5 separate regions of the Homo sapiens genome follow, and all the other regions are linked to region 4. The links are chromatin contacts, found by Hi-C or POLR2A ChIA-PET in ENCODE. All regions are on one chromosome and are shown on one strand. Each heading gives the region's core, a stretch centred on a gene start or an enhancer-like site at or near the end of the contact. The rest is flanking DNA. Distances are from core to core; before and after follow the strand shown.

What was found. A loop is a pair of places that touch in the nucleus more often than their neighbours do. ChIA-PET counts read pairs that join two places held with the same protein, here RNA polymerase II (POLR2A). Pooled maps may share reads with other maps.
Region 1: a loop to region 4 is called in a map of CD8-positive, alpha-beta T cell, with 5 times the contacts of the local background. The contact joins the promoter of SLC35F5 here to the promoter of TMEM87B in region 4. A Hi-C loop is called at or near these places in 2 of 168 maps with a recorded cell type or tissue (CD8-positive, alpha-beta T cell and naive thymus-derived CD4-positive, alpha-beta T cell) and 7 of 50 pooled maps.
Region 2: a loop to region 4 is called in a pooled map of heart left ventricle, with 8 times the contacts of the local background. The contact joins the enhancer-like site here to the promoter of TMEM87B in region 4. A Hi-C loop is called at or near these places in 4 of 50 pooled maps.
Region 3: a loop to region 4 is called in a map of B cell, with 21 times the contacts of the local background. The contact joins the promoter of BUB1 here to the promoter of TMEM87B in region 4. A Hi-C loop is called at or near these places in 5 of 168 maps with a recorded cell type or tissue (B cell, CD4-positive, alpha-beta T cell, CD4-positive, alpha-beta memory T cell and 2 more), 10 of 37 single-sample maps with no recorded cell type and 11 of 50 pooled maps. POLR2A ChIA-PET finds 5 or more read pairs at or near these places in 1 of 52 experiments (Panc1).
Region 5: a map of B cell shows a loop between it and region 4 (8-fold over the local background). The contact joins the promoter of PSD4 here to the promoter of TMEM87B in region 4. A Hi-C loop is called at or near these places in 2 of 168 maps with a recorded cell type or tissue (B cell and naive thymus-derived CD4-positive, alpha-beta T cell), 1 of 37 single-sample maps with no recorded cell type and 6 of 50 pooled maps.

The regions. Positions count from the first base shown.
Region 1 is chr2:113,755,279-113,757,978 of GRCh38, reverse strand. It overlaps SLC35F5 (solute carrier family 35 member F5), which reads left to right and starts at 1,337. Exons shown (of 16, transcript NM_025181.5): 1 at 1,337-1,609; 2 at 2,435-2,525; 3 at 2,673-2,700. The coding sequence starts at 1,570. RefSeq lists enhancers at 562-611, 792-971 and a silencer at 1,182-1,411.
Region 2 is chr2:113,218,752-113,221,451 of GRCh38, reverse strand. It overlaps PAX8 (paired box 8), which reads left to right. Exons shown (of 12, transcript NM_003466.4): 11 at 1,274-1,360. Among named protein-coding and RNA genes, the nearest start is that of PAX8-AS1, 16 kb to the left of the region's middle. Within about 2 kb of position 1,336, at least 11 of the 41 ENCODE cell types and tissues checked have a DNase peak (open chromatin) inside an H3K27ac peak, as active enhancers do.
Region 3 is chr2:110,676,683-110,679,382 of GRCh38, reverse strand. BUB1 (BUB1 mitotic checkpoint serine/threonine kinase) reads left to right here and starts at 1,320. Exons shown (of 25, transcript NM_004336.5): 1 at 1,320-1,413. The coding sequence starts at 1,388. It overlaps LOC105373554 (a long non-coding RNA gene), which reads right to left and starts at 1,171. Exons shown (of 2, transcript XR_923189.4): 1 at 786-1,171. RefSeq lists enhancers at 301-390, 651-710, 223-1,143, 1,144-2,064 and a silencer at 1,221-1,620.
Region 4 is chr2:112,053,877-112,056,576 of GRCh38, reverse strand. TMEM87B (transmembrane protein 87B) reads right to left here and starts at 1,308. Exons shown (of 19, transcript NM_032824.3): 1 at 821-1,308. The coding sequence starts at 985. RefSeq lists enhancers at 167-506, 537-606 and silencers at 1,337-2,066, 2,267-2,316.
Region 5 is chr2:113,172,703-113,175,402 of GRCh38, reverse strand. PSD4 (pleckstrin and Sec7 domain containing 4) reads right to left here and starts at 1,432. Exons shown (of 17, transcript NM_012455.3): 1 at 1,349-1,432. LOC124907872 (a long non-coding RNA gene) reads left to right here. Exons shown (of 2, transcript XR_007087197.1): 1 at 1-133. RefSeq lists enhancers at 860-949, 1,570-1,739, 1,790-1,859, 2,089-2,589, 2,590-2,700.

The sequences.
Region 1 (2,700 bases), core at 88-2,587, 1.7 Mb before region 4:
CCACCGCGACCGGCCTGGTTGGTTTTTTTTTTTACTCTGCACAATAGGTTTCTGAATGACTTATTAGAGGTGTTTGATGCTGATAGTTTGAAACTGATTCGATCAATTAAAAAATGTTCATTGGTATTGTTTTATTAGTTGCTAGAATATGCATTCAACTTCACTGAAACGAGACTTAAAAGGTAAGAGGTACACTACATCGCGACTATAGGAGTAAGAAAATTTAATTTCTTCACGCCATCTGACCAAGATGTTAAATTACTGAACCCTTTAGTCTTGTTTTTGTTTTGTAGATAGAAATCAAGATGCTGGACAAACCTTTCTCATGGAATAGTCAAAATATTTAAGGAACAAATCTATACAGTTTAATAACTGCCAACATTTGGCAGGGCTCATGCCTGTAATTCCAGCACTTCGGGAGGTCGAGGCGGGCGGATCACTTAAGACTAGGAGTACGAGACCAGCCTGGCCAACATGGCGAAACCCTGTCTCTACTAAAAAATATAAAAATTAGCCGGGCATTGGTGGCTTGCGCCTGTAGTCCCGGCTACACTGGAAGCTGAGGCTGGAGAATCGCTTGAGCCCGGGAAGCAGAGGTTGCAGTGAGCTGTGATTGTGCCACTGCACTGCAGCCTGGGTGGCAGAGAAAGACCCTGTCTCAAAACAAACGAACGAACAAAAAATTGCTGACGTCTGTGAGGTTCTTATTATGTGCCATGAATTGATCTACGTCCTTCACATATGTAAACTCATGCAATCCTAGCATACACACAAAAAACCAATGTGGCAGGTACTATCATTATCGTAGACAAGGAAACCGAGGACCAGAGAAGTTGAAGTAGCTTGGCCTAGGATGTAGGTTGTAACTCCTAGAGCTGAGATCTTGTTTATATACAAAAGGTTTCAAGAATCAAAAGTACTCTAAGCCACTTTGCGTTTCGGCTGTCATCGAGAAAGGGATATCCGAAGTTTCAGGTTCGCAGTTTGTGAAACGGAACGGCCAGCTTTCGTTCTAAGGCGGGCGGAGGTTTAGCCACTCCCTCGTCCTTTGCTCTGCCCCAGACACCCACGCTCGCTTTCCTCTTCTTCCTCCACCTCGCCCTACTTCCCTTCTTCCTATCTTCTCTCTTCTTTCGCCTCGCCGCCGCGAGCCCTCGCTCGGCGACCAGAGCCTCGCATTACTTCCCCTAGCTCCGCCAAGCCTCGCTGCATACGCGACCGCGCGCAGTCCGCCGTCGCGCCCCTATGACGTCACCCGCGCGCCACCGCTTCCGGGCTGGGGACTGGGGGCGGGGCCGCGCGGAGGGCAAGCCGGGGGCGGGGCCGGGGCCAGAGCAGATCTCCGGGCCTCCGCGGCCATAGCTGACTGTGCCGTCCCTTCCCCTCACCCGCTCCACGCCCTCCTGGGCCGAGTGGAGTTGGGTGGTGTCGGGAGCCTCTCCCTGAGGGGCACCGCGTCTTCAGGAGCTGGGCCTCCAGTGCGGCGCGATGTCAGGCGCGGTGACAGCTCTGTGAGTCCGAGGCCGCGGCCGTGGCGCTGGGCGGCTGCGGGGCCTGACCGGTCCGCTCATGGTGCCGCCACGACGCCATCGCGGGGCAGGAAGGCCAGGTAGGCAGGCAGGGAAGGGCCCCGACATCACCGGAGCCCAAACCGGGACGGAGTGCCCACCAGCAGCACCACCTCCTGCCCTCGGTGGCAGCAGGAGCGCCTTGACCGAAACCGTGAAGGTCTCTAGGGGCGGAGGGAGCGGGAGCTGACAGGGGCGCCGGAGCCCTGCGCCCACCGCTGGCAATTGAGGAAGCCGTGCGTGCGCCCTCGCCTCGGCTCCCCGGGGAGGCGTCGCTGCCTTAACTGTCTTCCCCGCTCCAAAACAGAAGGATGATTTCTTTTCCCAGCTGTTTCTTTTAAAATGACTGGATGTTTTGATAGAGGTGGGTGGAGGAGCATGGAGAATCCTTTTCTTTTACCACTTGAAGAGATTGGAAAGGTGCCTTCAAGACCCACAGCAAATCACTTACTCTCCGATAACCAAATTCCACTCCAGCAGATCAGGGACAGAAAAGACACTTTTAGAAACAGTGTCTAGACGCTGTCCCCAGGGATGGATTCCTCTGGATGGAGAGGTGAATGGAGTTCCGTATTTGTGAAACTCAGAGAAGCTATTTTCTGGTAGTTAACTGTTCTTAAATGTGCCGTATGTTGTATATTACTCCCCCTCCCTGCCCGCCCCGTATCGCGTATCTCTCTAAGTATAATCTGAAGCGTGCAGTGGATACCATGAAAGTACTGAGAAAGGTGGCAAGTATGTTTAACACATTTTGGTCCTTTTCATTGATTTGCTTTGAGTTTGAAGATGAAGAGTAAAAAACGATGTGATGAATCTTACCTTGAGTTATTCACGTTTTCATAGCATAATTTCATGGTTGTTTTTAGGGGTGCTGAGTTCTTCACCTCCTTTTAGACTGAGATCTGCCAAGTTTTCCGGCATTGCTCTTGAGGATCTCAGAAGGGCTCTTAAGACAAGGTAGATTCCACGTTTATCCTCTATGTAACTTTCACACTGAACATTAGCTAACAAAAGTCAAATGTTTCTGTTATACTAATGTTCTCATTTTTAATGGTTGTTTTTCTAAAATCATCTCTAATGTGATCTGTATTTTCTAAAAAACAGACTGCAAATGGTGTGTGTATTTGTCATG
Region 2 (2,700 bases), core at 87-2,586, 1.2 Mb before region 4:
ATAACCAGGAAATGGGAAGTAAGGATTTGACTCTAGACAGGTCAGCTCCAGAGTCAGGGAGTTTCGAGCAACCCCTCCAAAGAGTCTGGGGAAGGAGACTCAGAACCACATAGCTCCCAATCGTAGGTGAGTTTCTGAAAGGCTGGGTGGACATTCATTGAGTCTCAGGGTTGGCAGGAATCTAGCTTTGTAAATGGAATTATCGCATAAGTGAATAAAGGGATTATCTGCAATTTGGAGTCAAGAGCCCTAAGGTCGAGTTCTACTCTGACATTTAACAACAGTGTGATTTGAGGCAAACTGCTTAATCATGCTGCACTCCAGTTTCCTTTTCTATAAATTGGTAGTATCCATGAGTACCTCATGGGGTAGTCTTGAGAATAAAAGATCATAATGTATGGGAAAGTGCTTTACAAACTTTAAGCTCTTTACCAAGCACCGGTAGTAGCTGTGGTGATCAGTTTGACTTTGTTTTTGTTATGTAAGGGAATTCTTAAGTAATTTCTTCGGTAAATAATTCCTTTGGAAAACTCAAGAATCCATTAACAGAAGGAGGTGATCTGATTTACTTTGTGTAAATTTATACGTTGAGTTTGCTTAAAGCGGCAGACTCAGGATGGAACAACAAACTACTCCAAGTCCCAGGACACAGCTTCCTGAGGGTGTGTGCCCTCTGGGGCTCTCCCTCCTCTCCCATCCTTAACCCTCACACCTCCCCTCAGCCCCCCATGCACACAAACACACACACTCATACCTAGCGAGGCTAAAAGGTTCATATATATGGATGTCCTCTTTGGCCCCTAACCCCATACCCCTGCTGTGGGGCCCTCCCAGAAGAGCCCTTCTCCAGAAGGTCCAGGCAGCAGAAGGAGCAGTTAGTCCCTGGGCCCTACACTCACAGCACAGTTTCCCAGCTCCACCAAACCCTCCAGCTCTGGGAGCTTCCGCAGATCCCAGAGGCTCAGTTTCTTCATCTGGAAAATGGGGGTAGTTATAACATCTACCTTCTGGGCCTCCTGGGAGGGCTGTAGTATGTCAAGCCAGTGCCTCCAGTACCTACGGAAAAGGACACTGCCCCAAATTTTCCAGATCGATGGGTTCCAAAAGGGATGACAGAGGGACCTTCTGAGCTCCATTGTCCCTGCCGTGGCTCCAACTGTCTCCCCAACCATTCCTGAGCTTGCCCATTGCCAGCCCTGCAGACCTTCCCACACCCCAGCCCTGCATTGATGCCCTTCACCTCACAGGCCTCTCCCCTGTGTGCCTCCAACAGGAAGTGAATACTCTGGCAATGCCTATGGCCACACCCCCTACTCCTCCTACAGCGAGGCCTGGCGCTTCCCCAACTCCAGCTTGCTGAGTAAGTCCCTGGGGCTGCCCAGGCCTCTGCTGGGCAGGATGGATGGAGTGGTGGGGGGCAAGGGTGGGTCAAAGGTTACCTGAAAGCTGGGAGTCCTCAGATTATACAGAGGGCCTGGGAGATGGTGCTGTTTGTGATGGAAGAAGGCAGCAGGAGGGCAGTGTACCTGGTTGTTTGGGGAAAGAGGGCAGAAGTCCAGAGGCTTCCAGGCATTCGTTTCCCTCCTGCTTCTCAAGCCCATGTCTTTTAAATCTTTGTTTTGTGTAAGATTCAGGGCTCAGGCCTTGAAGGGGAGGACAAGGGAGGACTTGAGAAAAGCCTAAGAGAGGACCTCCTGCCTCCACGGCTTACAGTCCCACAGTGCAGACACTGACGCAGGGCACCCGCCAGAATGTAACTGCCCTCCTTCCTGGGAGCCAGTTTCAAGAATGCCATCCTGTTGCCCCCATTAACCATCTAAGTGGCTCAGAAATACTCATGATTCAGCACCAAACCCTTAAACAGAAATCTTTTGTTCCACCACATTCCCCATATTTAGCCTGAGATGAAGACAGTATTCAGGGTCGAGGTCCAGAGAGTGAGCTTCAGCGAGCTTCCAGGCTTCTCTTCACCCCTCTCTTGTCCTGGGGTCCTGAACTGGGAAGAGAAGCTTTTCAGCAAAGCAAAACCCCACCAATGGGGGGACTTGAGGGATCCCACTAGAGCCTCCCTGAGTGGTGGCCTTGGGTGTATCAGAGCAAACCGGAGCCAGACAGAAGCAGTGATCCAAGGATGGCCAACCCCACAGGCACCATTGCAGGCTAGGAACCATCCATTCCCCAAGACCCCCTCTCCTCCCATTACCTCTTTGTATTCCAGAAATAACTTGAAAGGTGGCAGACCTGGGCCCTGTTTGCCAGATGAGTTCAACTCCAACCCAGCTTTCCATTCAATTTAGCCAGAAAAGACGAGGGCAATGAGACATGCCAGGGTTCAGGCACCTTCCCACTGAGCCTCCCCAGGCTGCCCATCCTGCAGGTGTGCAGAGCCTCACCTTAAGGGCCGTCAAGCCCAGATCCCCTTTGACCCCTCAGCAGTCTAATCTCCCTGGGTCTTAAGAAAGAAGACTCTCTGTCCTGGCACTGTTTGGGCAAGGCTAGGGAGGATCCCAATGACCTCTCAGTGCACTTGATTCTTTGGGGTTCCACATGCAATTGTTTTCTATTGCCCTCTCCCTATTGCAACGAGGGTGTTGAAGGTCAAAGCAGCCATAGGGGGAAGGGGCAAGAAGCCACTGTTCTCATTCTGGCCAGAAACTCAAAGGTGAGGCCAGAGAAGGAGGAAATAGGGCTGGAGAGGAG
Region 3 (2,700 bases), core at 71-2,570, 1.4 Mb after region 4:
CTCCTGTCTTATAAACTAGGGAAAAGGGGAGGTGGTGGAGAAGAAGCTGGGAGGGACAACAGGAGAAGTGGTGGTCTCATTCCATAGTATAAGCACATTTTTTCCAATAAGTCAACCTTAGCTTACTGTAACTTTTTCACTTTATAAACTTAGTATTTTAACTTTTCAAAAAACAAACAAACAAAAAACAAAAGAAACATCAGCCTATTACATATTTCCTCTTTAGACATCTGGACTCCTCTACAAAGAGGTGTCTATTTTTGATTTTATGGTGTCTAAGAACTTGGTCTCCCAGAGTGCCCTGTCCCCCAAAAGATGTTCAAAGCTGGCATTCTATAATCTACCCAAACTCTTCTGCTTTTGTGTTAATTACAGCTGGCTGCAGAGAGAGTCCAGTCCCGTGAGCCCCATCTTCCGCTTGAAGCTGTTTGACAGGTCCCCTGTGTGGCTCAGGGCCCAGCCTTTCAGATCAGTTCAATAAAACCCAGGGGTCTACTCCAAGGACACTAACCCATCACTTTCCAGTGCCTCGTATAATTACGCAGCCGACCCTAGAACGCCCTCCCCGCCTCCACGTCCCCTCTACATGAAGGCGCTAAGCCCAAAACTCCTCAGGTTTTTCCACAGGCCGTCGTCACTCCCTCTTTGCCACGGCGTTTGAGATTCTGGGCTAAGACTATTGGTTTCAGCATCTGGGATGTTTTCTCACAGCCGAGGACGCTGAATAGAAAACTGCCAGAAAGCGGGAGGGGTCCCCGGCAGCAGGTCCCGTTTTTTCTCCCCACCTGCCTCCCGGGTGCTGCGGCTTCCGCCACGACAGTCTCGACCCTGCACACGGATTTTTTTCCTCCGTTCCATGAACCAAACATAATGATTCTGGTTTACATATTTAAGCGAAGGGGAGAAGAAACGCGACTCTCAGGACCCAAGGGCTGAGGCAGGGTTTTTCTGTCTCAAAGACCTCCAGTTAAGACATTTTTCTCCTGCAAAGCCTTTCCTACAATGATGGCTTAATCGTGTAATTATGTAAACCAGTCACAACCTGGATAGCTAAAACAAAAAAACCAATTCCCTACGCCCGAGCCAAGCCTGCTCCCCCTCGCCGTGCCGCATCCCAAACACCCCGCGCTCGCTCAGCCAACGGCCAGGTTTCGGTTCAACCGAAAACCACGGGAAGTGGGAGGAGCTACTGGCTCAAGGGAGGGAGGTGGGACTTGACCTCCGAGCAACGGCCCCGGTGATTGGCCAACCTTCTGCCGCCGCCACCAATGGGCAGGCGCCCTGAAACGTTCGGCGAGCCGACTGCGGCTGCGCGGGGTATTCGAATCGGCGGCGGCTTCTAGTTTGCGGTTCAGGTTTGGCCGCTGCCGGCCAGCGTCCTCTGGCCATGGACACCCCGGAAAATGTCCTTCAGTAAGTGTCCGTCTGGTGGGGTGGGGAAGCCCAGGGGGCTGGGGCGCCTGGGGTTCGGGCCCGGCCCGCCCCAGACCTGCCTTCTTTTGCCCCCTTCGCCCCCTTCCTGGGTTTGGAATGTGTCCCACCCAGCAAGGCCGTGGGCTGCTTGAGAGCCGGGGAGGGCTCCGGCACCTTGGGTTCCGCTGAGGCCCGGCGCTTGTCCGCCCATCTGCGCCGCGGTGGCCGTTTGGAGCAATCTGGATAATTCGTTAGGCCCTCAGAGCTCTCGTTTATTCTTTGTAAGGAATCCCCTCCTGACAGTTCAACCTAACAAAAATCCTGAACCTTGTGTTTAGATTTTGTGATACGTTTTCAAAGTCACGTATTTAACAATTCGACTACAGTAGGGAACGAATTTAAAGTTGCTCTCCTATCCATAATCTCACTGCTATTTTTTAAAAGTCTTTGAATACAGGGTACTTTAAGAAAAAAAAATTGAAAAAAAATAGCTTTGCTCATTATTGAGTGATGTGTGCCAACCTGCTAACATCACTCACTTTTTACTTAAAGTTCCCACGCCTTTGTTTTATGACTTAGATGATTTACCCAGACTGTTACTTAAAGGCATTTAAAACAATTAAGTCATAGGTTCAGGAAGTAAAACTGGTCCGTTTTATCAGTTCTTTGCGATCAGAAGACCGAGATTGTTAAATGCAGTCAAAACAAAAATCCATTTGCTCTAAGACTTTTTCTGTAACCTTCAACCTAGCCAGCAAATTATTTTCTTTCAGAAGTCCCCCGCCCCTTTTTTAAAGGTAAAGCAGATATTCCTGGTCCTGTTTTGACTTACTAAAGATTAATGTGCTTTAATGAACTGGATGTTTTACTATTACAGTGCATTTAGGTCATTTTACTAGAGAAATGTGGTTGGTGTTAGAATATGAAATGTTTACCTTGGGCGAGCCTACTAGACATATTTTGGAAGAAAGGTTCTGAAATAGGGATTTGTCCCTCTGCTATAAGACATGAGAGACATTCAAACTTCAGAATTATTATTTTTTTTAGTTTTAAAAATAAGCAATGCGTTTATATGACTAAAAGAAGATTTAGAACAGTATTTACCGAGAACTCCTGTACCTGACTACTGTCCCACTCTGTCACATGTAACCGTTTTTCTAGTTTCTTTTTGGAAATATAAATATTTACATTATTATAATATATTAAATGTCTGCACGTTTGTATACATTTTTTGCCTTTACCACACATAAAATATAACAGTATATATATACGCTGCTCTTTTGCCTA
Region 4 (2,700 bases), core at 59-2,558:
CCCAGAGAAGCCGGAGATAATGCCTCTTCCAGACTTCCTGTCTCTCTTTTGCAAGACTTTCCATAATTCTGCCCCTGCATCTCTCCCACATCATCTCCTCTAATTACCAGACGCCAAGTTTTCTAATAGCCTGCCTTGGAAAGAAGAGTTTCCACCCACTCATGCCTCCAGATTCGCCTTTCAAGCACTCCCTAATCACAAGTCCCGCCCCACCTACACACACACTCTCTCTCCCGGAACTGTGACAGGAACTGTAGAGAAATTCAGGAACTCAAGAAGAGAGAAATAGAGGTAGGGTGACTACTGCACGTTTCCCCCTCATTTAAATTTTTTCTTTCTTTTTTTTTTTTAAGGAAGCGGCAGACCCGCTTTCTAAGTTTATGCAGAAACTGAAGCGCTGGCAAGTCCTCCCTGCGGCCTCAGGGGTGTGGCCCACTGTGGCTGCATCCGGACAGGAAGAGTCGAATCCCAAAGATGCTGCTAGATGTGCCGAGAGATTCCTGATCCAGCCAAAACATGTCAGAGCAGAATGAGGGCCACGGCGTCGGGCATGGTGACCCTCAGTAACAGTCCGAGCGCTCGGACCCGAGGGCCGTCCCATGCGCAATCCTGACGGCTCTTGCCTGCAGCCCAGGTCGGGCCGGAGGAGGGGCCGCTCCCCGCTCCCCGGCTGTAACAGACAAAAGGCTCAGGGAGGGTATCAGGGGACCCGGTGCTGACCCGGCAGAGGCAGGGTGAACAAGCCCGGGGTCAAGCGAAGCCGCACGACGGCCCTGACGGCCCGAGACGTGCCACGCCTGGGTCCCGACACTCCACTTACGTCGTTGACTGTCTCTAACCAGAGCCCGAGCTCAGGGACCGCGCGCACAGCCGCCGGGGTCCAGCACAGGAGGCAGAGGGCGACGCGCAGCAGCGGGGCCCGGGCGGGAAAGCAGCGGCGGCGGCGTGGCAGGAGCCCGGCTACCGAGCGGCAGGCGGCGACCATCTTGACCAGGAAGCTGCACCTGGCGCTCCGAGACGCCTGCCACACCCGCACCTGGTGCAGCACCGCCCCAGGCAGGCGGGTCCGAATCCGGGACGCGGGGCTCGGACTCGGGTGTGGAGGAGGGGCTCGCGCTTGGGCCTGGGCGGAGAGGCGCCGTGCAGTTCTGGGAAACCCGGCCAGGACCGGGAGGCAGGGCTTAGGGCTCTGAGCCGGGCCCGAGCGTGCAGCTGGGAGATGCCTGGAAGGCAGAGATAGGAGCCAGGATGTGGAGTTGGCGGCGAGACGTGGAGGCTGGGCTCAGGGCCTAGCGTGGGCGTGAAGATAGAAGAGGAGCCGGAACGTGCAAGGGAGGGCTGGCAGCCCGAGCGCGGAGGCGGGGCCGGGTAGGGAGGCGCCGCCGGAGTGTGGAGACGAGGCGGGGCTCGGGAGTGTGGGGGCGGGGTGGGAGGCGTGGCTCGGGGCCAAGCTGGGTGTGGGGACAGGGCAGGGTTGGAGGCGGGCTCGGGACTGTGGAGGCGGGGCGGGGCTCGGGACCAGGGCGGAGTGCGGAGGCAGGGTGCCCCAGGAAGGAAGAGCTTGGGGCCAGGCCGAGCGTGGAGGCGGGGCCGTGTGGAGGCGGGGCCGTGTGGAGGCGGGGCCGTGTGGAGGCGGGGCCGTGTGGAGGCGGGGCCGTGTGGAGGCGGGGCCGTGTGGAGGCGGGGCCGTGTGGAGGCGGGGCCGTGTGGAGGCGGGGCCGTGTGGAGGCGGGGCCGTGTGGAGGCGGGGCGGGGCTCGGGACCAGGCCGGAGTGCGGAGACAGAGTGCCCCAGGAAGGAAGAGCTTGGGGCCAGGCCGAGCGTGGAGGCGGGGCCGCGTGGAGGCGGGGCCGTGTGGTGGCGGGGCCGTGTGGAGGCGGGGCGGGGCTCGGGACCAGGCCGGAGTGCGGAGACAGAGTGCCCCAGGAAGGAAGAGCTTGGGGCCAGGCCGAGCGTGGAGGCGGGGCCGCGTGGAGGCGGGGCCGCGTGGAGGCGGGGCCGGGATTTGGAGGCAAGACCCGGCGGGGAGGCGGAGCCTGAGCGTAAAGGCGGGGCTGGTCAGGGAGATGGGGTCGGAGTGGGGAGGCGGAGTTGAGGACCAGGCAGTAGTGTGGAGACGGGGCTGGACGAGAAGGGCTTGGGGTTAGGCCGTAGTGGGGAGGCCAGGTTGGGCGAGGAAGCAGGGCTTGGAGCAAGCCCTAGTACGGAGACGGGACTGGGCGGGGAGGCGTGGCCTGAGTGAGGAGACGGGCCTGAGTGGGGAGGCGGGGCCTGAGTGGGGAGGCGGGGCCTGTCTGGGAGATGAGGCGCAGTGGGGAGGCGGGGCTCGCCGCCAGCGAGCGCGAGTGTCAAGGTCCTGGAGTCGAATGCCTAGTAAGTGCTACGGTTGGAGTGCAGTCTAGAGTTCTGTTCCCAGGGTGTCTCCATTTCTTGCGTCTTCTACACTTACCCCTGCCTCGACCCTCTCAGCTGTATGGAAACCGTTCTTTAAATTCAGGGAATGTGCCAGGAAAGTGCTTTGAGGCCAAGGCCAGTTGAACACAAGGCATTGTGTTGTGAAGGTTAACGTTAATAGGACAGTTAATACTTTTCAGAACAAGTAGTTACTTGACTGGCTTAAAGCTCAGAGGGGTCAGGGCTTGGATCCGTCTTATTGTGTACCTTCCCTTGCATTTTCGGCTGTAAGCTGAATACATGTTT
Region 5 (2,700 bases), core at 183-2,682, 1.1 Mb before region 4:
AAGAGCCATCATGCAAATTTGCACGCACACACACACACACAGAGAGAGAGAGAGAGAGAGAAGACAGTGCTACTGAAGGCCTGTGGTGAGGCCAGCAGAGGCTCAGGAAGGGAGCAGAGGATGGCGGTCTGAGGTAGGCAGAGAGTATCCAGGGGAGAGATCACGGGGGTAGGGACAGAATGACAAAGGGGACCCAGTACAGCTGCTGCCTGGGGAGGACAAAGACCCCTAGGGGGCTGGGGCCAGGCTGGGCCTCTCCTCCCTGGGTCCTCTCACCCCACATCCCTCACCCCTTCTGTGGGTCTCTCCCCCTTCCCCAACAAAGAGCTCAGCAGCCTGTGTTCTGATCCCCATGCTAGGCGGTTCCTTGTCTGTAGGAGGAGGGGGCCACGGGATGCTCTAGAGTCCTAGGCAGCTGGGAGACAGGCCTGCTTGGGGACCACTTTTTAAAGCTGGTCCAAGGTCCAATGAACGGAGGAGTATTTATCATCAGCTAATGACAGGCCACCCTTCCCTGCATTCTAGCAGAGGAGTGACTTCAACTGTGGAATTTTAGGCCCTGGAATAAGGGGGGAATGGCAGTGTCAGGGGACTTTCCCTCCATGCAGCTACCTTCACTATAACAATAATGACTACAGTGGGCCTTAGTTTCCTACACAGGCACACTTTGAGAGTTCAGTGGTTCCTGTTGCCCATCAGGACAACAGGCCTAAGCCAGAGCTAAACCAGTAAGGAGGGTCCCCTTACCTCTCCTCGAGCTTCTCCAGGATGGTCCTGGAAGGCAAGATGAAGCTGGGAGCCCCCTGATGGCCAAGTTGACTCTGAGCTCCTGCAGCAACCACACCCAGAGCCACCCCCACCCCAAACCCAGGCCTTCCAGACTCCCTCTCTCCAGAGTCTAGGGTCGAGAATCACTTGGGACCTTTGGCCACAAAAGCCCCCACTGGGTACTCAGCCAGAGCAGTCACTGGGGACGCAGTGACACTCACAAGAGGATTAGCAAGGAGCTTCCTTCACCCTTCACTATTGCAGACCTCCAGAGGCTCTGCGGGGAGCCAGGGAAGGGAAACAACAGAGGTCCGTGGGGCCAGGGCAGGGAATCAGAGAAGGGTCAGATGAGGAGGGGTAGGCTGAGGGAGGAGGGGGACGGGACACAGAGCAGGAAGGGGGAAGGAGGGGCCTAGCCTAGCCCAGGCTCATGGCAGGTGCACACGGCACTGCCAGAGCCCTCGCCTCTCCCCTGCCCACCTGCCCCAGCCCCTGCCACAAGGACCCACATGTGACTCTCCACATTCCCTGCTCCCACAGGTTCCACCAGCCCCAACCTAGGCAGACCCACTTAGCTCACCTCCAAAGGACCCAAGAATGGATGGCTTGGCCTGGGCTCCCCAAGAGCACTTCCTGGCTCACAGTCGGCTTGCCCAGTGAATGTGGCTGTGACGGCTGGAGCTTCCGACTTCCGCTCCTCCTCACCACAACACACACCCCTCCTGCTCCCCGCCGCCTCCCCAGGGTTCCCTAGCTGCTCAACACCTCACACTTCCTGCCCACAAGATAAGAGCCTCTCTTCCTAGGCCCAGCGCCTGCAGCCCCTTTCCCCATGCCCCTGCTCCTTGGAGGCCCCCACCCTGCACACCAGCCTAGAAAGAACCTGCCATGGTGGAACTGGCCTCTCCCTGCCATGCAGGGGCCTGGGATTGAAAGGGGAAGGGGCCGAGGCCTGGTTGGTAAGCAGGCCCCACCTCCTTCCTCCCTGCGCTTCTGCCCCAGGTTCTCAGTCTTGCTCTGGCTCTTGGTCCCCTGCAGGGCACCCAGTGAGAGACAGGAGGGCCCTAAGTTGGGCAATTTCTGGTTTTAAAACAAATGACATTTCAATTTTTGTGTGACTATGTCTCATGTCACTGGTAATAATGCAAATGATACAATTGCCTTTTAGTTACAAAGTTTCTCCCAATAGTACCTCAATCCCTCCTCACACCTACTTTATGAAGCATTAATAACCCCATCATACAGATCCGGATCTGGAGGCAAGCTCAGAGATGCTAAGCCACTGCCCAGGGTTGCACAGCTGGAAAATTACAAAGCTGGGGTTAGAATACAGAGCCTGTGACTATATGAACCAAGGGACCTCCATTCCCCGTGGCTGAATTCCCAACACACGTCCTCAGGACACCGGCCGCAGTGTCCACAAGTGTAAGTGAGGCTGGTGGGGAGCGCAAACACCATGCCATTCTCCTCCCTCCACACAATCTACTTCCTCAACATCAATGACCGTCAACTTCTCTGCTGAGGCTCCACCACTCCCACCCTCCCTGAACTCTCGTCTTCATGATTCCAGCTGACCCAGAGACTCCCTCACTTGCATGTCCACACAGCAGTGGGGACCAGCCACCCTGACCCAGAGTTGAGAGGGTCGGGCTCTAGCTCACCTACAGCCGCACCCCTCCCTGCAGGGTACAGAGTCCACAGGAACATACCAACATGGAGCCCGTGCACCCTGCTTCTCCACCACACTCTGCGTGCCCCAGATCCCGAGACTCTCCACTTCTGGGGCCCAAATGGCCTCCTCCCCATGTGGGCACACAGCACCGCTGCCCTATGCAGCCTGAGACTGGGTGAAGCGCTGGCAAGAGTCCTGATAGCAGAGACGGGAGCAGGTAGAGAGAGCTCAAACCTTTGGGCAGGTCACCCACCCACATG